Regions from separate parts of the Homo sapiens genome. Here region 1 is linked to region 2. A link is an interaction called in ENCODE POLR2A ChIA-PET data of the cell type or tissue named here. Cell type or tissue: HCT116. All regions are shown on one strand. Each heading gives the region's core, and the rest is flanking DNA. Links, peaks and the distances in the headings are about the cores only. Region 1 has its middle 5.2 kb from the start of CLDN4. Region 2 holds the start of ABHD11 (abhydrolase domain containing 11).

The links. ChIA-PET counts read pairs that join two places held together with the same protein. Peaks named below come from ENCODE experiments on the same cell type or tissue, not always from the same donor. Only the 100,000 strongest peaks of a DNase experiment are listed, where the experiment ranks them.
Region 1: POLR2A ChIA-PET joins it to region 2 with 12 read pairs; 15 of 35 experiments call an interaction of 5 or more read pairs at or near these places.

What each region holds. Positions count from the first base shown.
Region 1 is chr7:73,821,222-73,830,372 of GRCh38, reverse strand. No RefSeq gene overlaps it. Among named protein-coding and RNA genes, the nearest start is that of CLDN4, 5.2 kb to the left of the region's middle. RefSeq lists enhancers at 1,880-2,174, 1,723-2,370, 2,371-3,018, 6,922-8,121. In HCT116, for the core only: no CTCF peak of the experiment used is centred there; DNase peaks (open chromatin) are centred at 2,012, 2,342 and 2,600; H3K4me3 peaks cover 1,276 bases; H3K27ac peaks cover 4,000 bases.
Region 2 is chr7:73,735,641-73,743,573 of GRCh38, reverse strand. ABHD11 (abhydrolase domain containing 11) reads left to right here and starts at 4,772. Exons shown (of 6, transcript NM_148912.4): 1 at 4,772-4,928; 2 at 5,111-5,246; 3 at 5,839-6,012; 4 at 6,183-6,353; 5 at 6,464-6,645; 6 at 6,883-7,480. The coding sequence starts at 4,804. The coding sequence ends at 7,015. It also overlaps the pseudogene BICDL3P. RefSeq lists silencers at 453-572, 4,652-4,751 and enhancers at 367-900, 1-1,056, 901-1,435, 3,659-4,315, 4,316-4,973. In HCT116, for the core only: no CTCF peak of the experiment used is centred there; DNase peaks (open chromatin) are centred at 2,556 and 4,613; H3K4me3 peaks cover 2,697 bases; H3K27ac peaks cover 3,867 bases.

The DNA.
Region 1 (9,151 bases), core at 445-4,444, 89 kb before region 2:
ATCCTTATCACCCAGCTTCTCTGCTTGGCTAGAAGAGGGGCCTTGGACATGATGCACCTTCAGCCAAAAAGAGACAGAAGCCTGTCCCCTCTCCACCTCCATGGAAGTTTAGGCTGGTGGGCTCTGTTCCTGCCGGGATCCAGCCTGCTTGCCCAGAACTGGGTGGGGCCAGTCACCAACGACAAACATGAACTAGATCCTGGAGACATCATCACCCCAGTAAATGGGTGTTTACCCTGTGGAGACATACAAAGCCTTCCAATAAAGCCAGAGTGGGTGCAAAGTCCCATGAGATTTCAAAGGGAAGGGGAACTCTTCCAGGGTGGAGGTGGTGGTGCTGAGGGAGCTTGACTGCAAAGGGGTGCTGTGTGGCACAACTCCAGGGGGCGCCGGATTCTTGGAGTATGCTACAGAAGGCATCGTGAACAGGTCCCCCAGAAAAGTTTTGCAAGGCAGTGGGACAGGCTGAAGGAGGACGTTCTGGTAGACGGTGGGCCAGGCTGGACAAATGCAGCTCATTCTGGGATGACAGCCCTCAGGAGAGATGTGCAAGGCAGCGAGGCTAGTGAAGGAGGACATTCAGGCAGAGAGAACAAGGGCAGAGGTGGCAAGGTGGGGAAAGGCAGCTCGTTCTGGGAACAGCCAGGAATCCAGTTTGACCAGAGACTGGGCTGGGGAGGGAGGGACCAAAGTAAAAGGGTCAGAAATTTCTGCCTGGAATGTCACCAAGCCCTGGAAGATAGAGGGAGGGTGGAGGGTCTAGGATCAGGAAGAGCTTGGTTCAGGGCAGATGACTGAGGGGACCTCTGGGAAGGGGTCATCGTGGGGGTGATTGAGAGTGTCTAGGGCTCATCCCAGCCGCACCGAGGGAGCTCCTCCTCACCCGCCGTGTGGTCATTTTGCATCTCTCTTCCCAACCATGCTGGGAGCTCTGCAGGGGCCAGGGCTCCAGTGTGTCCCTGAGCCGCCGCCATTGTCCAGCACTGGTGGCTGTGTGTCCAGTTCTGACCCAGAAGGATGCATAGTCCTTGAGCTTCCTGAGGGAAAGTCTTCAAGAGTGCCATGGTTTGGGTTAAAGCAATCAGTGAGTACCCATGGGAGGTATTTGAGATGGATCTGTTGACCGGCTAATGAAGCACAGGGCAGGCTGGGACAATCTAGCATGGTCCACCTGTGTTACAGACGGGAAGTTGAGGCCTGGTATTGTGGTTAACTCTATACACATCCGTCTTCCCTGCTAGCCTGGGGCTCCTAGAAGACAGGAACAATGCCTTCTGCAACCTCAGTGCCCAGCATCTGGCTTGATACATCACAGATGCTCAAGAAATGTGAGGAGTGGTTGCTGCGGCTCATGCCTATAATCCCAGCACTTTGGGAGGCCAGGATGGGAGGATCGCTTAAGGCCAGGAGTTTGAGGCTGCAGTGAACTATAATCGCACCATTTCACTCCAGCCACGGGCAACAGAGCAAGACTCTGTCTCAAAAGAAAAGAAAAAGAAATGTTTGGGCCGGGTGCAGTGGCTCACACCTGTAATCCCAGTACTTTCGGAGGCCAAGATGGGCAGATCACGAGGTCAGGAGTTAGGCCAACATGGTGAAACCCCATCTCTACTAAAAAATACAAAAATTAGCTGGGTGTGATGGCGCACGCCTGTAATCACAGCTACTCAGGAGACTGAGGCAGGAGAATCGCTTTAACCTGGGAGATGGAGGTTGCGGTGAGCCAAGATCGCGCCATTGCACTCCAGCCTGGGTGATAGAGCGAGACTCCATCTAAAAAAAAAGAAAAAAAAAGACATGTTTGATGATGGAAAGAACGAAGCATTCTCCAGTTTCAAATCACACTCCTATACCTTGACCCCCATCATAGGCACACACACCAAAGCAAACAGAGATGGTTTCTGCCCAGACCACGCCTCCCTGGGGCTTTCTTTACAAGGCTCCCTCTACACACAGAGCCTATGGGCTGAATAACACCAGAGATAAGTAACATCATGATTGGCGATAAGTGCTTTCCTGGAGATGACCTCATCACAGCCTCCTGCCAGTCAGCAGGGCAGGGACTTTTATTGCCTTGGCTCAAAGGAGTACACTGAAGCCCAGAGAAGGCCAGGGCCTTGCCCAGGACGGGTGGGCACTCCAGCATGGGTGCCTCCTTCCCCAGGTGCCTCTTACCTGTGGTCCCAGCCAGGTAGCCTTTAACAAGCTTTCTGAGTAGACACGTGACTTGGCCAGATGGCCAGAACCTGCCCCCCCCAACCCCCCGCCCGCCTCCTGCCCCCCCGGCCCCCGGCCCCCGCCCTGCCACTTCCTGCCCTTGCTTTCCTGGGACACAGCCAAGTGCCACTTGGAGAAGCAGGCATGGGGGAGGGGAGCATGCAAGCCCTACAACAGTCCACCTGTGGCCCTAAGAAGCTGTCCTTCCCTCCCAGGCATAGCCACGCGTATCGGGAGCTGAGAGCAGGGAGGGGTTGGGGGTTGAGGAGAGGGCAGGTACAGAGGCTCCAGGCATAGAGCAGACACAGGGCAGGGGAAGAAGCACAGAGCTCACGCAGGGCTAGGGGACCCAGGTGTGAAGGAGAGGCCAGAAGGATGTCCTTGGGGATCAGCCAGTAGCTCAGCACAAGTGGAGCTGGAGAGAGATTTGTTGATGCTTTGTTGATGCCAAGAGACCGTTGGCTCAGTCCCACCCACCTGCTGCGGGAAAAACACCAGCAAAGGCAAGGTGCTTCTCTCCTCTCCGCTCCAGCTCCCATAGCCCTAAGGCAGAGGAAAACAAGGAAATTTACCTCTAGGCCTGCATCTGGCCCTCTTCCCAAAGCCCGAAGATCTTTTACAGGAACACCTTATAAGACATCTGCCATTCATCACCTTGGTTTTGGGGTCAGAGAGTACAGGGTTGGCACTCATTTATTTTCTTTTTCTTCTTTATAACATGCACTGTGTGATTTTGTGCTGACAGAATTGGATCACGTGCTTTTTTTTGTTTTTTGTTGTTGTTTTTTGTTGTTTTTGTTGTTTGTTTTTTGTTTTGAGACAACACGATCTCTGCTCACTGCAGTCTCCACTTCCCGGGTTCAAGCAATTCTCATGGCTTAACCTCCCGAGTAGCTGGGAGTACAGGCGCACACCACTACGCCCAGCTAATTTTTGTAGTTTTAGTAGAGACAGGGTTTCAGCATGTTGGCCAGGCTGGTCTCAAACTTCCAGCCTCAGATGATCTGCCCGCCTCGGCCTCCCAAAGTGCTGGGATTGCAGGCGTGAGCCACTGCGCCTGGCCACACCTGCTGGTTTCTATCAAGGATAAAAACCACCAGATCAGCTCACCCATCTCTGCCCACCCCATAAACCATCTTTCCAGCCCAGGAACCATCTCTGAGCCACAGCTTCCTCCTTTGTAAAAATGAGGATGTTGCACCCCCTCCAGGATCAAAAACAAAAACAGACGTGAAATGAGATGGGGATGTGAAAATGCTTCATGAGCCAAAAAGCTCAGGACAAAAGCTGGGAAGCTGTGTATCCATAAGCCATCCTACCAGCCCTGTGACCTTGGAGAAGCCAATTCCATCTCTGAGCCCCAACTTCCTCCTTTGTACAATGAGAACACTGGGGCCCACTCCCCAGTCTGAGATACACATGAAATGAGAGAAGGAAGTAAAAATGCTTTGTGAGCCAAAAAGTTTAATAACAAGAGGAGGGAGCAAAGTTCCGTACGCAAAGCAGCTGCTGCGCAGTTCGGATCCTGATCATAACAGGTGGGAGCTAGGACTTTTCAGACCCCTGTCCCCAGAGTTCCAGGGGCTTGGCCAAGTCCCCAGTTGTTTTGTTTTGTTTTGTTTTGTTCTCTTTTTTTGAGACGGAATGTCGCTGTCACCCAGGCTATAGTGCAGTGGTGCAATCTCGGTTCACTGCAACCTCTGCCTCCCAGGTTCAAGCGATTCTCCTGCCTCAGCCTCCCGAGTAGCTGGAACTACAGGTGCTCGCCACTACGCCCAGCTAATTTTTGTAGTTTTAGTAGAGACAGGGTTTCAGCATGTTGGCCAGGCTGGTCCCGAACTTCTAGCCTCAAGTGATCTGCCCTCCTCAGCCTCCCAAAATGCTGGGATTGCAGGCGTGAGCTACCCCGCCTGGCCCCAAGTCCCCAGTTGTAACACACACACATGCAGCTTGCCCTGAGTTCAGCTCCCTGGGAGTCCCTAGCAAAGGGGCAAAAACAAAGTCTCCCTTCTAACCCCAAGCTCCCGCTGGCATCTGAGCCCCAGGGCCAGTGATGGACCACTGTCCTGCAGCCAAAAAGATCTCTGTGAGCTGAGCAGTCTAGCTCCCAGAGCCCGTACTCCACGTCTTCTGGGAACAGGAAGACTAAAGCCAGGGAAGCCAGTGTATATTAAATTGATTCCTAGGGCGGACACAGTGGCTCACACCTGTAATCCCAGCACTTTAGGAAGCTGAGGTGGAAGGATCACTTGGGCCAAGAGTTCTAGACCAGCCTGGCCAACATGGTGAAACCCCGTCTATACTAAAAATTAGCTGGGCATGGTGGCGTGTGCCTGTGGTCGGGAGCTGCTCGGGAGACTGAGGTGGGAGAATCGCTTGAACCCAGGAGGCAGAGGTTGCAGTGAGCTGAGATCACACCACTGCACTCCAGCCTGAGCGACAGACCAAGATCCTGTCTCTTAAAAAATAAAAAACAGTAGGCCGGGCACGGTGGCTCACGCCTGTAATCCCAGCACTTTGGGAGGCGGAGGTGGGCGGATCACGAGGTCAGGAGATTGAGACCATCCTGGCTAACATGGTGAAACCCCATCTCTACTCAAAATACAAAAAATTAGTCGGGCATGGTGGTGGGCACCTGTAGTCCCAGCTACTTGGGAGGCTGAGGCAGGAGAACAGCGTGAACCTGGGAGGCGGAGCTTGCAGTGAGCCGAGATCACGCCACTGCACTCCAGCCTGGGAGGCAGAGTGAGACTCCAACTCAAAAAATAAAAAATAGTAAAGGATGGAATTTTTTTCTTTCTTTAGGCAACAAGATCCTATTTCTTTCTGAAGTCCTTGAGCTCAGATTGGAGTCCTGGCACCAGGCTGAACAGGAGAGTCCCTGGCCCTCAGCCTGACCGCCCACACCAGCGGACCATCCACCCCCTCGGCCTGGTGCTGGGTGATGGCAGGCCTGGCTGACCAGTCTGGCGAGACTGGCTGAGCGGGTGCTGCCCCCAGGTTGGGCACCACGTGGGCCGTGGGTGGGGGCGGTGGCCACCTCTGGGGTTTCTTCTAAGGAAGAGAAGAAAGACCATACTGATGCCTCCTGGCTGGAGTCCCAGGGTCTGGCACTTCTGGTGGCAAGGATGGGGAGAGGGGCTGAGCAAAGGGAGGGGACTCGGTGAGAGAGCTTAGTTAGAGAGACTCAGAAGAGATGACTGTGTGAAGGGGAGGAGGCTTACACAGGGGACAGGACTTAGAGGACCGTTGTTAAATTACTTTACCCCAAATCGGTGCATCGATTTCAGTTTATGTCTGTCAGTTTCAAAACACCTGGCCAGGCATGGTGGCTCATGCCTGTAATCCCAGCACTTTGGGAGGCTGAGGCAGGAGGATTACTTGAGGCCAGGAATTCAAGACCTACCTGGGCAACATAGTGAGACCCTTTTTCAAAAACAAATTTTTTTTTTTAATTAGCCAGGCATGGTCGCATACACCTGTAAATCCCAGCTATTCGGGAGGCTGAGGCAGGAAGATCACTTAAACCCAGGAGTTGGAGGCTACAGCGAGCCATGATCATGCCACTGCACTCCAACCTGGGTGACAGAGCAAGACCTCATCTCTAATAAATAAATAATTAGCAAGCCCGTATTTACCGTGACCTTCAGCATTCCCACCATCCTACCCAGCTGTCCAGCCCTTCACAGGCCATTCCCCCACTTCACAGGGAGGTCCATAAACCCTCCTTCCCACCCACCTCCCCGACTCCCTCCGGCTCCCGCCTCCTCACTTCAGGGCAGTCCTGTCTCTACTGGATTTTACTCCAATTTCCCAGAGGCGAGGGAGGAAGAGGACCTAAGGGCGGTGGAATTCCTGAAGACCCTCTAATCTGATGGAGGAGTCAATCCTCTCCAGCCCCACCCCTCCCTCTCCCCATTCAGGGCAGCCTCCTCCTGCCAGGCACCTCTGCCCTGGCCTCTCAGGGAGCAAGCCAGCCAGTAAACCATGTTTTGAGCACCTGCTTCGGGGCCAGGCACTAACCTAAATGCCTTCGGATAACATTGAATAACAGGAAGTCATTTTATCTCACTGCAAAACAGTGCAGGGGCATCATTGTTGTTCTCTTGTTTTTGTTTTTAAGACATGAAGTCTCGCTCTGTCACCCAGGCTACAGTGCAGTGGCACAGTCGTAGCTCACTGAAGCCTCAAACTCCTGGGCTCAAGAAAACCTCCACCTTCAGCCTCTGGTGTAGCTGGGACTACAGGTGTGCACCACCACACCCAGCTAACTTCTTATTTTTTTGTAGAGACAGGTTCTCCCGATGATGCCCAGGCTGGTCTCGAACTCCTGGCCTCAAGAAGTGATCCTCCTGCCTCAGCCTTCCAAAGTGCTGGGATTGCAGGTGTGACCATGCCTAGCCCATTCCCATCTTAGAGATGAGAAAACTAAGGCTCTGGGAACTGATGTGACATTCCAGGGCCACCAGAATAATGGCAAGACTGGTATCCACACCCTGCCTAATGTCTGATTCTGGGGCTCATCCTCTACCCCTACTCTCCTATTTATTACTCTTCGTCTTTTTTTATTCCTTCATTCTTTCTGGAAGGACATGCTGAGCGCACTGGGCCAGGCCCAGGGCTGGCATGGAGCTCATCAGGGTGTAATCAGGCCAGCCTGAATTTAAATAAACAGCTCCCACGCAGGGAAAACAAGCTCTGTGTGAGCACTGGAGAGTGAAAAATCAACTCTACCTGGGGCACACCAGGCAGGATTCCTGGAGGAGGTGGCAGGTGGAGAGGAGACCTGAAGGGTGAGTAAAAGCTTAGAGACCTATGAAGAGGAGAGAGCTCTCGCAAAAGGAGAGTAGCAGGGACAAAAACGGGTGTGTGTGTGGGGAGGAAGTATCTGTGGAAAACTCAACTTGAGGAGTCGGAAGCCAGACAGGTGAGGGAATAGGGCTGGAAAGTAAGTTGGGAGCATCGGTGTGGGCCTCAAGGGCGCAACCCAGGAGCTTGGGTTAATTGGAGGGAGAGTCAGGAGGGTGGCCTTGCTGTGGGCTGGGTGATGGAGGACAGAGGAGGTAGGGCTTCACTGGGAGGGTGTCCCTGTCTCAGGACCAACCAGGACTCCCAGAGAAGCCCCCCTGGTCCCAGGCCAGGACAGGTCTTGTCACCAGTAGGCAGAGCAAGGAGCTGGGATCGTCCTATCCTGCTTCCTCTTGGAATATCGGAGGATGCCAGAACACAGAACCCAGAAGCCGGGCACACCCCTGAGGATGACGGTTTACAGAGAAGCTGTCTGCTTCTGTGACACACCAAGAGGCTGAGAGAAACCCGCACGCTGACCAGGAGACTCCTAGGTCGGCAGCCCATGAGTCAGCAGTGACAGAGCCAGGGACAAAACCAAGGAATCCGGGATCATCAGCACCATCTCACCCCATTTCGGGGTGACTCAGAGATCGTATTATCCCTCCCGGCACAGAGGCCCCAGGCCTGGCCTCTCTCCTGCCCTGTGTCCCCGCCCCATCTCTCCCACGTCTCCCAGCATGGATGGGTGGACACCAGCCACGCCCTCTCCTGTCACACACAGATACTAATCTCTTGCCTTCTCAGAGCCCAAGAAGTCCAGCTGCCAGATCTTTGCCCTATTGCCAGGTGTACCTACTGACCCAGCCCTGCCGGAGCCCTCATTCCCTGCCAGCTCCCATGTCTGGATCATCTCAGGCCCCTGGAAGGGCACACCCCTCTCTGACCTGTCCCCTCCCCTGGGGAGCAGGAGGCAGGGTGGGGCCAGGAGCAGCCACACTGGTGATTAGGTTTGAGCTTTGTAATTTTTCAATTTTTTTTTTTTTTTTTTGAGGCAGAGTCTTACTCTGTCACCCAGCCTGGAGTGCAATGGCGCGATCTCCACTCACTGCAAGCTCCACCTCCCAGGTTCAAGCGATCCTCCTGCCTCAGCCTCCAGAGTAGCTGGGACTACAGACGCCCGCCACCATGCCCGGCTAATTTTTGTATTTTTAGTAGAGACAGGGTTTCGCCATGTTGGCCAGGCTGGTCTCAAAATCCTGACCTCAAGTGATCCACCCGCCTTAGCCTCCCAAAGTGCTGGGATTACAGGCGTAAGCCACCACGCTCAACTCAATGCTCTTTTTATATCAGGGCGTAAGCATTGTGGCTTGAGCTTTTGAAGTGTGCTTCAGCGCTCACCCACAGCACTCATCTCCCACCTCTTTTCCTCCCTCCCTCCCTCCCTTTATGCTTTCTTGCTTCTCTCCAACTGAGCAGGGGGAGTGTGGATGCCCAGGGGCCTGCCAGCTGCCACCCAGTTGGTGTCACTACCCCCCCAGCATCAGTCTCCATCCCCATGTCCCCATACAGGCTGGCTCTCCTCACCCACATCCGTGCAACAAGCATCCATGTTTATTTTCTTTCAGTCAATTTCATTCCCATTCTTTGCCATCTCAGCAGGCTGGCAGAGAACTCACAGTCAGTCCTTCCTGTAGCTCCCACTCTGACCTGGATATATGCGGTCCCAGGACATCAGGAAGGGAAGGCCCTCACTTGTCCCATCAGCCATTGCCAAGCTTTGGCTGCCATAAAAACCTCCAGGCTTCAGTTTGTGTGATGTCTTCAGGGCCTGGGGCTCACTGGCCTTGCAGTCACACTGAGGAATCAGAAATCACTGGTGGGACCAGACGAGGTGGCTCACGCCTGTAATCCCAGCACTTTGGGAGGTCCAGGTGAGAGAATCACTTAAGGTCAGGAGTTCCAGACCACCCTGGGCAACATAGCAAGACCCTGTCTCTACAAAAAAAAAAAAACAATTTTTTTAAAGATTTTAGGCCGGACGTGGTGCCACACAACTGTAATCCCAGCACTTTGGGAGGCCCAGGTTGGTGGGTCACTTGAGGTCAGGAGTTCGAGACCAACCTGGCCAACGTGGCGAAACCCC
Region 2 (7,933 bases), core at 2,405-6,404:
TAGGAAGGTGCTTGGCGTGCAGTGAGAGGCTCTAATGGATCTGGGCTTGTTGAAGCAAGGCAGGAAGGAGCCAGTGTTCTCAAAGTGTTGGGTGAGTAGTAGGGGAGGCGCAGCCGGCAGCAGACCTGCAGGGATTACCATTCCCACATGGGAAAGGTTGCTGTGTGAGGATTAAACACAATAACGTATATGAAAATCCCGGCTGCTTAATACATCAACTCAGGTTCAAAATCTGGGAGGAGAGAAGCTGGGCTGATGTGGGGGTTGAGATGGGAGGAGGTTTCGAGCGGAGTCACATAGGGGCCCCCCAGGGACAGCCCCACGGGAAAGCTCCAGGGGTCTTTCGGGAAGCCCCGACTGGTGCCAGCACAGCTGACACTCCTGCCCCACCCGGCTGGCCAGCAGGAATTTGCCCCATGACCGCCCCTGGCAAGCTGCTGTCACCATGGCGACCGGCCACAAAACAAGCAGCCTGATTGTCCCTGCTCAGCGGGGCAGGTGAAACCCTGGCCACGTGACCGATACTGGGCCAGGTGCAGTTAAGGGACACCCGCCACCTCCCCTCCTTAACCCATTCAATGCCACCGCGCCACCTAGGCGCAGTGTCCCGGCCGCCTCAGGCCGCACCCCTTCGGCCCTTGGTCCCCACGGCCTGAAGGGTGGTGATGAAATACACGGAGCACTGCGTTAGGAGTCAGTGAAGGAAACAATCCGGGCTGTGCACTGGCTGAGTGACCTGGAGCTGGGTTACTTCGCCGTCCAAGCCTCTCTTTCCTCATCAGCAGAATAAGGACGGCACCCTCCCACTTCACAGGAAGCCTGGGAACACGGATGGGGCAGTGTACACTCGACCTCCAAAGAGCGATAGTCCATTTCACCTCCCACCTTCACCTCCACATGTCAGGGGCTCCGGAAGTCCTCCCCTCTGGCCTCCCCTAGAAGGAGGCCTTCGCCAACCAACAGCACGCTTCCTGGCCTGTTCCTAACAAGCTGAGAGGGCTGGGCAGCCCCCAGGATGACACCACCCCCAGATCCATTCCCAGGTAGCAACGACCCCTCCCCTGCCCCCACCACTTTCTCTGGAATGTTCAAGTGGAAACATCAAACCAACTGGTTTTTCTGCTTGCCTTCATCAGCCACCTGATCAGGGCTGGGGCCCAGGACTCTGAGTAAATATCTCAAGGCTGCTTCTGCCCCTAGATGTGGGGATCTTGGGCCAGGCTGAGATTACCTGGTGGAGGGTGGGGTGTATGGCAGGGATCAATTTGAAAGCACCTTTGAGGCCAGGCACAGTGGCTCATGCCTGTAATCCCAGCACTTTGGGAGGTCGAGGCAGGAGGATCACCTGAGGTCAGGAGTTTGAGATCAGCCTGCCCAACACGGTGAAACTCAGTCTCTACTAAAAATACAAAAATTAGCCGGGCATGGTGGCGCATACATGTAATCCCAGCTACTTGGGAGTCTGCAAAAGAGAATCGCTTGAACCCGGGAGGTAGAGGTTGCAGTGAGCTGAGATTGTCCCACTATACTCCAGCATAGGCAACAGAGAGACTCTCTCAAAACAAACAAACAAAAAAAAGCACCTTTGAAATACTATTGTTCTGAATCTTCAACCCCCACGCCCTTCACCCACCAACTCTAGAAAAACACCCACCAACTCTAGAAAAACACCCACCAACTCTAGAAAAACACTCTCCAAGGACCCCTCCCAGGCCTGGGACCAGCCCCCATACAGGGCTCAGATGTCCTCATCACTCCCCTAATTACTATGCGGGAAACATGATCACACCACCTGGTGTGCTTAGAGTCCTCGGTGACCTCAGCCCTCCTCAGATTGGAACCAAACACCTCAGGGTCCCATTAAGCAGGAGATGGAGCTTTACAGAGTTAGGACACATCCTCAGCTTGGCCAGCATGGTGAAATCCTGTCTCTGCCAAAAACAGAAAAAAATCAGCCAGGTGTGGTGATGCGCGCCTGTAGTCCCAGCTACTCGGGAGACTGAGGCATGAGAACTGCTTGAACCCGGGAGGCAGAGGTTGCAGTGAGCCAGGTTCCAGCCTCCATGACAGAGCCAGACCCTGTCTCAAAAAAAAAAAAAAATTAATGGCCAGGCGCAGTGGCTCACACCTGTAATCCCAGCATTTTGGGAGGCCGAGGCGGGCAGATCACCTGAGGTCGGGAGTTTGAACCAGCCTGACCAACGTGGAGAAACCCCGTCTCTACTAAAAATACAAAATTAGCCGGCGTAGTGGCGCATGCCTGTAATCCCAGCTACTCGGGAGGCTGAGGCAGGAGAGTCGCTTGAACCCAGTAGGTAGAGGTTGCGGTGAGCCAAGATCGCACCATTGCACTCCAGCCTGGGCAACAAGAGCAAAACTCCGTCTCAAAATATAATAGTAATAATTAATTAATTAATTATTTTTTTAAAAAAAAAGTTAGGACTCATCCTGTAGGTCCTGGACCGCCCTAAGGAGGTGGGGGAGGGGTCAGTGTAAGACTAGCTGGCCCAGGTGTCATATCCGGGAGGGCCACTAACCCAGCCACCCGCAGGACTTCCACATAAGCATTTACCAGTGCCCTGAAGCTCTTGATGACTATTACCACTTTGCACCAGATGAACAAGACATAGCTCCCGCTGTGGACACACAGGGAGGGCTGCCTCTATAATACTACACAGTAGCCTCTGAGAAATGCTTCCAGAACATTCCATGAAAGAGATTAGTTTTAACTCAGAAAGTCTGCGAAGGCTTGAGGAGGAGGCAGCAGTTATACAATGCCTTAAAAGGCCTATAGCTGAGGCCAGGCATGGTGGAGCACACCTGTAATTCCAGCTACTCAGGGGGCTGAGGCAGGAGGATCAGTTGAGTCTGGGAGTTCCAGACCAGCCTGAAACTGTCCCCTTGCTATGCCTAGAACATAGTAAGACTCTATCTCTACAAAACAGAAAAAAATTAGCCAGACATGGTGGTGCACATCTGTGGTCCCAGCTACTCGGGAGGGTGAGGCAGGAAGATTGCCTGGGCCCAGGGGGAAGAGGTTGCAGTGAGCCGTGATTGTGCCACTGCAGTCCAGCCTGGGTGACGCAGTGAAACCCTGTCTCAGAAAAAATAAAATAAAAGCCATATACCTGAGACAGGAAGGTCGCTTGAGGCCAGGAGCTGGAGACCAGCTTGGGCAAGGTAGCAAGACCCCTTCTCTAAAAAAAATTTTGTTGGGCCAGGTGTGGTGGCTCATGCCTGTAATCTCAGCACTTTGAGCCCAGGAGTTCGAGACCAGCCTGGGCAACATAGCAAGCCCCCGCTTCTATTTTTTAAAAAAAAAATTTTTTTTTTGAGATGGAGTCTCGCTCTGTCACTGAGGCTGGAATGCAGTGGCAAGATCTCGGCTCACTGCAACCTCCATCTCCCAAGTTCACACGATTCTCCTGCCTCAGCCTCCCCAGTAGCTGGGATTACAGGGCCGTGCCACCACCCACGGCAATTTTTTTTTTTTTTAAACGGAGTCTGTCTCCGTCCGGTAGGCTGGTGTGCAGTGGCATGATTTCCGCCCATTGCAACCTCCGCCTCCTGAGTTCAAGCGACTCTCCTGCCTTAGCCTCCCGAGTAGCTGGGATTACAGGCACCCGCCACCACGCCCAGCTAATTTTTGTATTTTTAGTAAAGACGGGGTTCCACCATATTGGCCAGGGTGGTCTCCAACTCCTGGCCTCAGGTGATCTGCCCACCTCAGCCTCCCAAAGTGCCGGGATTACAGGCGTGAGCCACCGCACCCGGCCTAAAAAAAAAAATTGTAACCATGATTCAGTAAAAAAAAAAAAAAAAAAAAAAATGTTAAAATTAGTCTGCGCCTGTAGTCCCAGATTCTCGGGAGGCAAAGGCGGGAGGATCGCTTGAGCCCAGGAGGTCGAGGCTGCAGTGAGCTACGGTCGCGTCACTGCACTCCGGCCTGGGCGAGGGTAAGACCCCCACCAAAAAAAAGTATAGGACTCGGGCAACTGGCTATCTGGAAGACAGACAGCACCCCAGCAGGAGGTGGGGTGTGGAGAAGACCTTGAAAGGCAGGGTGCCTGATAGGGGAGTATGAGAATGGGGAGTATGGGCAGAAAAGCAGGTGGGATCAGACTGGGGGAGCCTTCCCCAAACGTAAAAGGGACGAAGGGGCTTGGGGAAGAGCTCTAGAGTGCCCCCGAGCTCCTTCTAGATCGACGACTCCAGGATGGGTGGGTGTCCGTGCTCCGCCCAACCTGCCCGGGCCCCCGGCAGTGGAGCACGGCGCCACCACACTGGCACTCCGCCGCCCAGAGCCACCCTGGCGCCGCTCGCCCCCGCCGGCGGCACAGAAACGATGGCAGCCACCCAGGTCAGTGAGCGATGGCAGGTGCGGGGCGGGAACCGAGCCCTAAGCTGCAACCAGAACCGAGCACGCACAGAGCGGCGCAGACCGAATTCCCAGATTCTACGCACCGCGGCGCTTCGCGAGGGGAGGGGCAAGCACCGCGGGTTGCCCAGCCTAGGGCGAGGCCAGGTGCGGCGCTCAGGGCGACCCGCGCAAAGCCTGCGGGGATTACGTAATGGCGTAAGGGGCGGGGATGGAGGCGGGGCCGGACTGTTCTCGGGGATACGTAAGGAAACGGGACCAAGGGCGGAGAATCCCGCGATGGGGGCGGGGAGAGGGCGGGGCTCAAGTCGGAACTGGGCGGGGCGGCTGAAGACGGAAATGGGCGGGGCTGCGAGCTAGGGCGGGAGAAGGAGCGCGGGGAGGACGTACCTTGTGAGATGCGAGCCGGCCAACAGCTTGCAAGCATGCTCCGCTGGACCCGAGCCTGGAGGCTCCCGCGTGAGGGACTCGGCCCCCACGGCCCTAGCTTCGCGAGGGTGCCTGTCGCACCCAGCAGCAGCAGCGGCGGCCGAGGGGGCGCCGAGCCGAGGTCAGTCAAGGGCACCGGGCGGGAGGCCATCCTCTGTCCTCCTTTTCCTGCCGGGCCCCGACGGCCCCATCTCCTCCCTTTGGGCCTGTCACCTCCCAGGCCTCTCCCCCAAAGCTCTTTCCCCCTACCCCTTTCCCCGTCTCCGCCGGCTCAGACTCTGACCTCGATCCTTCCCCTGCCAGGCCGCTTCCGCTTTCCTACAGGCTTCTGGACGGGGAGGCAGCCCTCCCGGCCGTCGTCTTTTTGCACGGGCTCTTCGGCAGCAAAACTAACTTCAACTCCATCGCCAAGATCTTGGCCCAGCAGACAGGCCGTAGGGTGAGCTTTCGAGTGGGCGGGGCTCCTTTGGGGCTGGGCGGGAGTGGGCGGGGCCTGAGAGGAGGCGGGGCAGGGGGGGTCCCGCTTCTCACGCTCACTTCCAGATCCCTCACTCTGAGTATGGACCCTGAACGGCAACCCCATTTATTCCCTCACGTTGCCATCTTCATTAATTCATGTTGTAGATCTCCATCGGGGCTGGCCCATGCCTAGGCGCCTGCACCCTTTCCATGAAGGGGCCTGCTTGTTCACTAGGGATGACCGGGAGCTCACCACCTCTTATGGCAGCCCATTCTTCTGTGCTCCTACTGTTGGAAATTCCTGGAGTCTCCTTCCTGGCATTCTCCGAGATTGCCACCCAGCCAGGCCAGCCCTTCAGAGACGTGGTCACAACCCTGGGGCCTGCTCTTCTCTGGCAGAGTGGCCCCAGGTTCTTCATCTGGGCCTCCTAGGTCTGGAAACTGGGCCCTTCCCCTCCACAGGGTGTATCCCCAGGCTCTCCACACCTTTGACCTGCTGTCCCTACAAGCCTTTGGCTGTCTACCCCCAGAATGGGGATATCAACGCAGCCCCGTCTCACCCCACTCCCCAGGTGCTGACGGTGGATGCTCGTAACCACGGTGACAGCCCCCACAGCCCAGACATGAGCTACGAGATCATGAGCCAGGACCTGCAGGACCTTCTGCCCCAGCTGGGCCTGGTGCCCTGCGTCGTCGTTGGCCACAGCATGGGAGGAAAGACAGCCATGCTGCTGGCACTACAGAGGGTGAGCCGCCCATGTCTGGGGCCTCCTCCCATTCAGTATATACCCTGAGGGCCCTGCAGGCAACCTGGGACTCACATGATCGTTGGATGACCAAGTTCAGGCTCCAGGAGCCATGCCTGAGACTCCCTATGTCTGCCTAAGACTGGTCCCAGTTCGGTTCTCTCCCACAGCCAGAGCTGGTGGAACGTCTCATTGCTGTAGATATCAGCCCAGTGGAAAGCACAGGTGTCTCCCACTTTGCAACCTATGTGGCAGCCATGAGGGCCATCAACATCGCAGATGAGCTGCCCCGCTCCCGTGCCCGAAAACTGGCGGATGAACAGCTCAGTTCTGTCATCCAGGTGATACACCCAAGGTGCCCCGGATGGTATTGTAGACCAGGACCTGTCAAGGGAAGAGTGGCACCCCCAGACCGCACAAGGAACCTCCCCCAACTGCTGCACCCCCACAGGACATGGCCGTGCGGCAGCACCTGCTCACTAACCTGGTAGAGGTAGACGGGCGCTTCGTGTGGAGGGTGAACTTGGATGCCCTGACCCAGCACCTAGACAAGATCTTGGCTTTCCCACAGAGGCAGGAGTCCTACCTCGGGCCAACACTCTTTCTCCTTGGTGGAAACTCCCAGTTCGTGCAGTAAGCTAGCCTGGGTAGTAGGAGGGGCATGCTTTACTCGCCCAGGCCCCAGCCTGGGGACCCTACCAGGGGAGGCCTTGGGTGTGGAAGGGGGGTGGCTGAGAGGCCAGAAATACCACCGGGCATATGGGCTCACACAGCTCTCTCCATTTCTCCCCGTTCTGCTTCCACGTGTCTCTTTCACTCCTCCTCATCCCACTTTCACCCGTTTTTGATGGCCGTCGCTGCGATGCACAGTCCCAGCCACCACCCTGAGATTATGCGGCTCTTCCCTCGGGCCCAGATGCAGACGGTGCCGAACGCTGGCCACTGGATCCACGCTGACCGCCCACAGGACTTCATAGCTGCCATCCGAGGCTTCCTGGTCTAAGAGTTGCTGGCAAGAAGATGGCCGGGCGTGGTGGCTCATGCCTGTAATTCCAGCACTTTGGGAGGCTAAGGCGGGAGGATGACTTGAGGCCAGGAGTTGGAGACCAGCCTGGCCAACATGGTGAAACCCTGTCTCTACTAAAAATACAAAAATTAGCCTGGCGTGGTGGTGCACACCTGTAATCCCAGCTACTCTGGAGGCTGAGGCAGGAGAATCACTTGAACCCTGGAGGCAGAGGTTGCAATGAGCCGAGATCACACCACTACACTCCAGCCTAGGCAACAGAGCAAGACTCTGTCTCAAAAAAAACAAAACAAAAAGGAGGCACAAAACCCCAGGCTTCAAGTCTCTGCAGCCTGCTCCACATTTGGGCACAGAAGGACTCAGACAGGCACTGTGTGGGCACGAGGTTTTACAGGGGTGGTCAGACCTCAGGCTTTAATGAATAAAGACACTACTCCCAAAGTCCTGGGCTGAGGTCTGTGTCACCACCAACGTCCCCGACCCAGGGAGAATCTGGATCGGGGGGTGCTGGCAGCTCCAGGGTCCACGTGGGCTCCCCGAGTACCCTTGGCCTCTCTCTGCAGCTGATTCTGGACCTGCTGCCACACCAGCTGCTGCACGTCCTCCTGTGGACAGGAGAGCAGGTTCAAGGCTGAGCCTGTGCCCTCTTTCCCCACACCTCCCAGGCCCTGATGGCATTCCCCTACCTCCCAGGCCTCCAGCTCCCGCCTCAGCCTCAGTTTCTCCTCCAGGACCTCCAGCAGCTGGGCCTCCATGGCGTGTAGCCTGGCTTTGCATCTCTGCAGCTCCGCCTCCACCGCCTGCTTCCTGTGGGTGGCAGAGAGAGTAGCTGAGGCTCGGACCCTGTGGGTCTGGTTGTGAGGTCCTGGGGGTGGACGAGTATGGCCACAGCCC